Linked DNA regions of Homo sapiens: region 2 is linked to region 1. A link is a loop called in an ENCODE intact Hi-C map of the cell type or tissue named here. Cell type or tissue: gastrocnemius medialis. All regions are shown on one strand.

Region 1 (5,000 bases):
ATTGACTGATAGAGTTGAGGGTTTTTTTGTTTTTTGTTTTTAGACTGAGTCTCGCTCTGTCACCAGGCTGGAGTACAGTAGCGTGATCTCGGCTCACTGCAACCTCCGACTCCTTGGTTCAAGCGATTCTCCTGCCTCAGCCTCCTGAGTAGCTGGGATTACAGGCATGCACTACCACACCCGGCTAATTTTTGTACTTTTTGTAGAGACGGGTTTCACCATGTTGGCCAGGAAGGTCTTGATCTCCTGACCTCGTGATCCACCCGCCGCAGCCTGCCAAAGTGCTGGGATTACAGGCATGAGCCACCGCGCCTGGCCTGAGATGAGATTTTACTGTGTTGCCCACGCTGGTCTCAAACTCCTGGGCTCAAGTGATCATCCTGCCTTGGCCTCCTGAATAGCTGGGACTTGATGTCTTGGTACTGTCACTGGAAGTCCCTATCAGAACCAAATAAATGAAATTGGGTAGAAAGAATTCCCCAAAGGTGGCAATACCAATAAGAGGAGATGTGGAAGGACACAGAAAGGATATTTGTTCACTTATGATGCCCACTCCGAAAGCCAGATATCTAAGACTGAAGCCTGCTGTTTGCCGAATTGAGCTTCTTTTAAGTTTCCTCACCACTGTATTTGAGGAGACTTGAGTGAGCCAGTGGGGAACAGATTCAGTGAGGCTAGATAAGTTTGCTGTGTGGCTTGGTCTCCTGAATATGATCAATTTGTAGCTCCTACACCAGTTATTTTCATGAAATAATCAGGACAGCCTTAGCAACCTGCGTTTCTCAAAGGCAAAAGAATTTAGTGTGGACTAACTGCCTCCCAGAATACAGGTTAAAAGAGTAGATTTTAGAGATGGACAGTTCCGGATTCAGACTCCATATCTGCAATTAACTGGTTGTTTGACCTTGGGCAAATCACTCTACCCCTCTGAATTGCTCATGTGTATCTCGAAGGTTTGCAGCAGACACTGTTGGTTAACTACCGAATGGGTTCCTCCCCTTTTCTTTGCTGAAAAATAGTGTTTTTGTTTTGTTTTTTTTTTTTTTTTTTTTTTTGAGCGGAGTCTAGCTCTGTCACCAGGCTGGAGTGCAGTGGCGCGATCTTGGCTCACTGTAATATCCGCCTCCCTGGTTCAAGCGATTCTCCTGCGTCAACCTCCCAAGAAGCTGGGATTACAGGCACGCGCTGCCACGCCCAGCTAATTTTTGTGTTTTTGGTAGAGAGGGGTTTCACCATGTTGGTCAGGATGGTCTTGATCTCCTGACCTCATGATCCGCCAACCTCAGCCTCCCAAAGTGCTGGGATTACAGGCATGAGCCACTGCGCCTGGCCAGATCTCATTTTTCTTTTTTTTTTTCAGAGTGTTTTATCTCTTCCTCTTTCAACTCAGGGGTGAATTATGCTTGGTGTAGGCCCATTGCAATAATACCACTTTTGGGTCAATGGTTGGATTAAGCATGCATGTATGACCCAGTTCTGGCCACTGAGATGAGAGGGGTGATCAACTAGAGGCTTCTTGGAAAGCTTTTCTTGTACTTAAAAAAGATACAAGGAAGAGATCGTCCCTCTGCTAAATACTGTCATGTCCAGATGGGATGCCTGGAAGTGTAACAGCCATTTTGTGGTCACAAGGGTACCCAGGCTGACGATCCAAGCCAACTAAGGATGGCAGAGTGAAAAGATGGCAAGAACTGGGGTGCCTAATGACATCATCAAGCTTCTAATTTAACCAACCCTAAAGCTACCCCTGGTAGGGACTTATTATTACATAGAAAATAACTCATTTCCTCACGTTTAAGCTATTTTTATTTGGGATTTCTCTTACATGGAGTCAAAAGCGTCCTAACAAACCCAGAGTTGTTTATGAGGATTTGATTCAATAAAATGATTTATGTAAAGCACTTAACACAATTCCTGGTATAAAAGGTGCTCAAAAAATAAGTATTATTATCATCATCATCATTTTTTTCTCATTTTTATCTCCCCTTATTGCCTTGGTGCTGGCTGTAAGCAGAGGATAATGAGTCTGGGATTTAAAGACGTGATGACAGGGATGGGGGAGTCAGAGGGAAAGGGATGAATTTAGGTGCCTGGGCTCTTCATCCAGAGCACCATTGAACAGTAATTTCAGTTAAGGGTTTTTCATCTGTGTGTGGATGCAGACAACAGAAACTGACTTAAGTTAGCTCGAATGAGCAAAAAGCTGTGTTTTTTGAAGGGTATGGAGTGTGTCACATAATTGAAGGAAAAGATGAACAGCAAAGATTTAGGCAAGGAAGGAATTAAGTTTCGGAAATTCTCATCCTCGGAACATCCCTCTCTCTTTGGAGCTCTCAGATAAGGAAATTTGGGCAAGGTGTCTGCACTGTGTTAATCAGCTTTGATCAAGGGGCAGGGGCATACAGTTGTGGTAATTGAGAGGGACTATCCTTGGCTATCAGGACCTTTCTGAAAGAAGGAAGAACCCAAGATGTATCTCTTGCTCCCAGATGCTTTTCCAAAACTGCAGGTTTCCCCTAACTTTACACAAAAAGCAGCAGCCCCAAGCCAAATTCTGGACATGCTCAGAATTCAGTAATGCCAAAGGTGGTCTGTTTTCCATGTTTTCCTTTCCATGACTGGGAAAGGAAAAGAAAAAGCTGGACAGGGGACTAGCCTGGACCATGAAGTCTAACCAGACGTCCTCACTTGGGGCATCCAAACACTCACTTGAAATGCCCAAGCCAGAAGGACCAACACTGCCCTGGTGTTTGCAAAAGTGCAAATATTGTCCCATGTGACAAATGTCTAAGTGCTTAAAAGCTATAAATCGAGTTATGCCCACCTCTATCTGACATTCTCAACCAGGCTTTTCCCTCTCACAAAGCTCACTTCTTTGAGTCTTGGAAGCTAAAGGAGACAGGTTCTGTTTGTGTCATTCCTTCCACCTGGATGCTTGAGTTGTCATACCCTGGTTATGCAGGGACAGGGCAGGGCAGTGCAGAAGCTGGCCTCAGGCCCAGGACTCTTGGGTGGTGACTGGATCCACCCAGTCTTGGGATAGGGACTGACTCAGTCAAGCTCTCTTTTTTGCCAGGGTGACCAGGTTACCTTCCTCACACCTTACTTTTCCAACTTAGGATCTCCAGGCATTTTTATGTGCCTCCCCAAACTACACTACCCTAACTGAAGAGCAGGGAGTGGGGAAGAGAGGGTCGGCAGGAAAGTAGTTACAGGGAATCAGTTCTGTTGAGACATGCACTTGGGTTGATTTGAGGAGATGACTTGAAATTGAAGCAACCACTCTCTCCCTGATTTCCCAGGACAGAGCTGTGATTCTGTCCCCCTACTCCCCACCCCCACCCCACTTTCACTGACAGCCTCAGGCCTCCTCCTCTAGCCTGAGGAGATGAGTTGGGTTTACACACACCCTCTTCCTCCTACCTTTCAGAAATCTTTCCTGTAAGACCCAAGAAGAAAATAACCTTTGTGTCTCAATGTGTATACTATATGAGGCCAAGGATGGGCTCTATTCTTTACTTGATCTGAGGGCAGGACTAAGAAGGACCTTAGAGATTATCTCAGAAGTTGAGTTCACAGAAAGTAAGAACCTATCAAACACCATGGAGTTGGGTCAAGAGGGCTCAGGAGCAAATTAAGAGATCCCCACAGTCCCACTGGCCAATGGTAGAAGAATCAATGAGGATTATAACTTCATTGATCTCAAACTCATTAAATATATTAAACCCATGAATTTTTAATGGTACTTAGAAAAAAAACAGCCTCATTTGTCATCTTTTGAAGGATGCTAGGAAATCAACCTATTATTTTGAAACTGACAAGGAAGGAAAACAAACAGCATTGATTCTGTCTTTTCTTTTCCAACTGTGTGTCATGATAACCAAATAGTTGATAAGAAGGCGATTTTCTTTATAGAAACATTCTAGCTAATAAATGAAGAAGAAAAGAAGCTAAGAAATGTTAGCATATCAACATTTTGCATATCGAAATTTTGCAACTCTTAATGAAATAATGGAGCTAGGCAATGATCATCAATAGCTGCTAACATCAAAAAAAGAAAGATAACTGGGCATTATGTGCCTCCTGATGGAAACACAAAAAGCTGGACCGGGTGCGGTGGCTCATGCCTGTAGCCCCAGCACTTTGGGAGGCTGAGGCAGGCGGATCACTTGAGGTTAGGAGCTCGAGACCAGTCTGGCCAACATGGCAAAACCCTGTCTCTACTAAAAATACAAAAATTAGCCAGGCATGATAGCGCATGCCTGTAATCCCAGCTATTCGGGAGGCTGAGGCAGGAGAATCGCTTGAACCAGAGCGGCAGAGGTTGCAGTGAGCCAAGATCGTGCCACTGCACTCCAGCCTGGGTGGACACAGTGAGACCCTGTCTCAAAAAAAAAAAAAAAAATTGTATGACGCCATCTGTGAAATTTGAACATGCAATTAATATTAAATGATATTTAAGGAGGCTGGGCATGGTGGCTCATGCCTGTAATCCCAGGACTTTGAGAGGCAGAGGTGGGAAGATCACTTGAGCCCAGGAATTCAAGACCAGCCTGGGCAACAAAGTGAGACACCGCTGTCTACAAAAAATAGAAAAAAAAAATTAGCTGGGGCAGGGTGGTGTGTACCTTTAGGCTGAGTTGGGAGGATGGCTTGAACCCAGGAGGTTGAGGCTACATGCCACTATACTCTAGCCTGGGTGACAGAGCTAGATATGCTAACATTTCTTAGCTTCTTTTCTTCTTAATTTATTAGCTAGAATGTTTCTATAAAGAAAATCATCTTCTTATCAACTATTTGGTTATCATGACACACAGTTGGAAAAGACAGAATCAATGCTGTTTGTTTTCCTTCCTTGTCAGTTTCAAAATAATAGGTTGATTTCCTAGCATCCTTCAAAAGATGACAAATGAGGCTTTTTTTTTTCTAAGTGTCATTAAAAATTCATGGGTTTAATATATTTAATGAGTTTGAGATCAATGAAGTTATAATCCTCATTG
Region 2 (5,000 bases), 900 kb before region 1:
GAGTTAACGGTTCTTTACTATAGTCTTTCTTACCAGAAACATGTCTCGTCAGTCACTTTTTATAGCTTTTAGTAGAATTTTACATTTCCTGACTTAGTAACACATTTTTGTCATCAAGGTTGTTCCTAGCTATATTATTTTAATTTTTTTCCAATTGTTTTTATTTTTTTTTGAGACAGAGTCTCACTCTGTCACCCAGGCTGGAGTGCAGTGGTGCAAATCTCAGGTCACTGTAACCTCCACCTCCTGGGTTCAAGTGATTCTCCTGCCTCAGCCTCCCAAGTAGCTGGGACTACAGGCGCGCACAACCACGCCTGGCTAATTTTTGTATTTTTAGTAGAGACAGGTGTCACCATGTTGGCCAGGCTGGTCTCGAACTCCTGACCTCACGTAATCCACCTGCCTTGGCCTCCCAAAGTGCTAGGATTACAGGCGTGAGCCACTGCACCCGGCTGAGATATGTTATTTTGAATAGAATTTTTACATTATTTTATTTTATAAGTAACATATAGTTGTTTGTATTGTATCATTTACAATTTGTATTATTTATGTTATGCTTATATATAGCTAGCCACATGTGGCAATTTAAACTTAAATTAATTAAAAGGAAATAAAATGTAAAATTCAGTTCCTCAATCATATAATCACATTTCAGTGCCCAATAACCACATGTGGTTAGCGGGTACCATGTTGATGGGATCGCTTTCTTTCTTTCTCTCTCTCTCTCTTTCTTCTTTCTTTCGACAAGGTTTTGCTCTGTTGCCCAGGCTGGAGTGGACTGACACCATCATGGCTCACTGCAGCCTCAACCTCCCGGATTCAAGTGATCCTCCTGCCTCAGCCTCCCATGTACCTGGGGCCACTGGTGTGTGCCACCATGCCCAGCTAATGTTTTGATTTTTTGGTAGAGACAGGGGTCTCACGTTGTTGCCCAGGCTGGTCTCAAACTCCCGTGCTCAGGTGATGTTCCCACCTTGGCCTCCCAAAGTGCTGGGATTACAGGTGAGCCACTGCACCTGGCTTGGGATCACTTCAGTTTATTCTTTTAGGTTATCTAGGAGAGCAGCTGCTTTGATACCAAACTCCTGGTTTCTCTCCTGCAGCAGCATTACCCTGATTTCCTTCTTAATGAGGAAGGCAAGGATGGCAAATGTGTGCCATGAGGGTTGCCCTATGCACTCATGCCCATGGCACACATCACAATTAGTCACAGCGCTCTTTGCTGTTCCTGGGCTATGTTGGTTTTGAACTTACCCCTTAGTGCCCTGCTCTTCTCTCTGAAGACACACATTTCATGTAATGGAAGGACCTCTGCTATGAAGAACGCATTGTGTCAGGAGTCTAGGTTCCCACAGCAGCCTTTGGTTTATTTAGAGTATCAAGGGCAGTTTCTTCTTCCTTCCACGCAGGGGTTTCCATCCTTGGCTCCCAGATACATGTGGGCCCTGCTGGTTCAGACACCATTGTTATGAGTGGTCCTGGACTTGAGTCTTCACTCTGCCAAATGACTCACTATGTGACCTTGAATGAATCACTCAGACCCCCTGCAGAACATGCTGCTGTCTATGGAAGGCGGTGGTGGCTTGGAGACTCCAGCTGACATTCTGGACCTGTGTTCTGGGGTGCAGCCACTCTTGCTTGAAGGCTGTATCTGTGAGCCTAAGGGGCAGCGCTGACTCATGCTATGGGCTGTGTCCCCTCTGAGTGAAGGGCACGTGGCCTTCTTGGACTGTCTTTGATCCACAGGAACTGTCCATGGGATCCTGGGGCAAGATCTGTAGAACACAAGGGAAGAGTCTGCAGGACCGCAGTGTGGGAGCCCGGGCTGGCGTGGGAAGGGGCTCTCTGGGCCTTGAGGTGGGCTAGGATCCAGTCCCACACCATGGGGGCTTCCCGCAGGTGCTGCGGAAGGGCCAGGCCATGCCCTCTTGCAGCTGTTGTCGGTAAGGGCTGCCCTGGGCTGGGCACGCAAGCGCTAAGTCAGTGCCTCCCAAAGGGATCAAACCTGTAAAAACGTCTCTTAGCTCACTACACATCACACTGATGTGGGCCATGGCCGGTGACCTCAGTGCCTGCAGGGTGCAGCTCCTCCATCTCATATTTGCTGAGTGGGGCCTGGTGCCAGTTCTGTGCTGAGCATGGATCCGCATTATCTCAGCTGATGCTCGCAACAACCCCATGTGGAAGATATTATGACTCTTTATTCACACTTGGAAGATGAAGAAACTGAGGCTTAGAGAGGTAAAGTTATTTGTCCAAGGCTTCCCAGGCAGGACGTGAGCTGGGGGCTATCTGATTCGGTTCCTTCACCGTCAGCCACTGGGCCCATACTGCACCGTGTGATGACTTTCCTTGGCGAGTATAAAATGGGATTTCACAAGTGAAATGTACATGGGAGCCTGTTGTCATGGCGTTTAGACTCTGGCACAATCTGGGAAGTTGAGTAGATGCTAAGAGCTTAGGAAGCCGCTGCGGGACTGGGAAGAACCCTGGCTTGGGGGTTCTGGCTCTGCTGCTTGCTGGCCCTGTGACCCCAGGCGAGTCATTCTCTTTTCTGAGTCTCAGGTTCTTAATCGGTAAAAGTGGAACGAGACCAATATGCGTTGATGCAAAAACTAAAAGAAGCGATGCCTGTGTACAATCCAGTGTTAACTGTAAAGCATTACAGAGAACATGATCTCCTCTCCCTCCCCCAACTCCACCTACTTCAACCCCCACCCCTACCCCTGCCAATGCCTGGCGTGTGCTGCCTCAGTAAGTGTTAGATGAGTATAGCAGCATGATTTAGCCCCCGCTGTCTGGTTAATATTGTCTGGTTGAGACCATTTGTCCTAAAGGAATACAGAGAAAGGAAAGAGTGTGTCGGGGTGGGAGGGCAAATAGTGGTGATGGAAGCTGAGTTGAGTTTTGCAGGGTGGGGTCTTCTGGATGAGGACAGGTGGGGGAGGGAGAGAGACAGGAACCAGGAGGAGCAAAGTGGAGGTTGGAGAGGTACCACTCTTCACTGCATGCTTGCCACAGGCCAGGCCTGGCACTGGCTGCTTAACAGACCTCATGTTGTTTAATTCTCACACACTTCTACCAGGTAGGCACCTCTATTTCCAGATGAGGAAACCATGGCTCAGAGAGACCAAGTGAGTTACCCGAGGTCACACAGCTCTTCAGTGATGGCACTGGGATTGGAACCCAGGTCTTTCTGGCTTAAAAGTACATGCTTTTAATGAGCCTGCCTCCCCAGGTGAACAATACGAAGACTGCAGGCAGAAAGTGCCTTCGTAAAGGATTTCCCTGCAAGGGAATCAGCCTGGGGCTCCCACCCTTTGGTGTCAGGAGGACGCCTGAGCACTGGACATGAGGAGATGGAGACGAAGCCAGCTGAGCAGGCCCAGGGGACAGTGTGGGAGGAGTTTCCCAGCAGCCCTGTGACTTTGGGAAGGGGCTGCTGCAGAGCGGCCCCCGCTGCTCTGCCCTGCTTGGCCCCTCTGCCATGCTCCGCCTTCAAACTGTGGTGTGCAGGGGCATTGGACTTCCCAGGGGTGCTCTCTACAGATGGTTCAAGGGAGTGAACTTCCAGGTTCTGAAGCATGCATCTGGGATTCTATACTAAGACAGCAGGAGGATGCTGGGCACGTGGCCCTTCCTGCACTTCATGGGAGAGAGGCTTACCTGTCACCCATCTGGAATCCCACTGTGTACAAAACCCCCGAGTGTCAAAGGAAAAATGAGAAATGGTTGGTTATAGAGCAGCCTTCTTCGATGAGGAGCCAGAGTGTCTTAGACCTGCAGCTCTTCTGTCTCTTCTCATCTATAGGAATTTCTATTAAGGGAAATGCTTGGGGCAGGGAGGAATATTTTGATTTCAGAACAACTGAAGTAGGGTAGTTAATGATAGTGATTCTCTTAAGTATAACTAGAATGCTCCCTGGACCTCTAAATTTTTCAAACTATATGGATAAAACCCAGGATGAACATTTTTCTTGTTTTCTTTTGGTTTCAGCATGCTATTCCAAAAGGTAGTTAAACCTATTTTACCAAACCATATCATGAAACATTTATTCCACGTATAGTCAATCCTCGTCTTATAAAATACTTATTATTTTCTTTTCATGAGCAAAATAAGTATTTAAACTTATCGTGAAAAATCTGAAGTGTCAGGCTAACAAAGGGATATGTAGCTTTTCAAAATGATTCAGGAACATGTGAGCACAGAAGTTGGAAGACCACTATGTAACTTCCTTGGCTTGGGTGGTTTTCCCAGTGCCCGTTCATCTGTTCCCTTCTCCCACCCCCTGCTTCTCTCTTTCTTCTCTTAGAATGTTTGAGAAGTATTCCTGATTGCCTGCCATTGCCATTGCCATAATTGACATCGGACACTTTTTCTTTGGGGGAAAAATGGCGCTGCACCGTGGACTGTCTTGTGCCAAATCTTCAGGGAAGTGGGAAACCGAAGGGCTCAGCGCAGGCAGCCGGAAACCATCTTTGACCAAACCAACCTTGTCACACATTTCAAGGGAGTTCTAGATGACAGTCAGATTTCAAGGAATTGTCAGATAGACTTCCTTGTACAAAGTTTGGGTCCCCAAGAAAAGCTTTAAATTGAGAGACAGTTATTGTATTCAGTCAACACTTTTTATTTTCTAATTTTTTATTCTAGCCATCCAAATGGCTGTGAAGTGGTACTTCATTGTGGTTTTGATTTGCATTTCCCTAATGACTGATGCTTTTGAGCATCTTTTCATGTGTTGGCCATTTATATCTTTTCCTTACAGATGTGTTTTTTCAAATCCTTTGCTTAGTTTTAATTGGGTTGCCTTTTTGTTGTTGAATTGTAAGAGTTCATTTTATATTCTGGATTCTAGGCTCTTATAAGATATATGACTTGCACAAATTTTCTCCCATTCTGTAATTTGTCTTTTCACTTTCTTGATAATGTCCTCCTTTTCTGATAATGTCACAATGCACAAAAATTTATAAATTTGATTAAATCTAATTTATTTATT

Evidence for each region. Peaks named below come from ENCODE experiments on the same cell type or tissue, not always from the same donor. Only the 100,000 strongest peaks of a DNase experiment are listed, where the experiment ranks them.
Region 2: it touches region 1 in a loop (16-fold over the local background); 1 of 110 quality-filtered maps calls a loop at or near these places.

What each region holds. Positions count from the first base shown.
Region 1 is chr10:95,586,217-95,591,216 of GRCh38, reverse strand. No RefSeq gene overlaps it. Among named protein-coding and RNA genes, the nearest start is that of SORBS1, 27 kb to the right of the region's middle. In gastrocnemius medialis, no CTCF peak of the experiment used is centred here; a DNase peak (open chromatin) is centred at 3,005.
Region 2 is chr10:96,485,269-96,490,268 of GRCh38, reverse strand. All of the region lies in intron 1 of TLL2 (tolloid like 2), which reads left to right. Among named protein-coding and RNA genes, the nearest start is that of TLL2, 26 kb to the left of the region's middle. RefSeq lists an enhancer at 2,934-3,433. In gastrocnemius medialis, no CTCF peak of the experiment used is centred here; no DNase peak of the experiment used is centred here.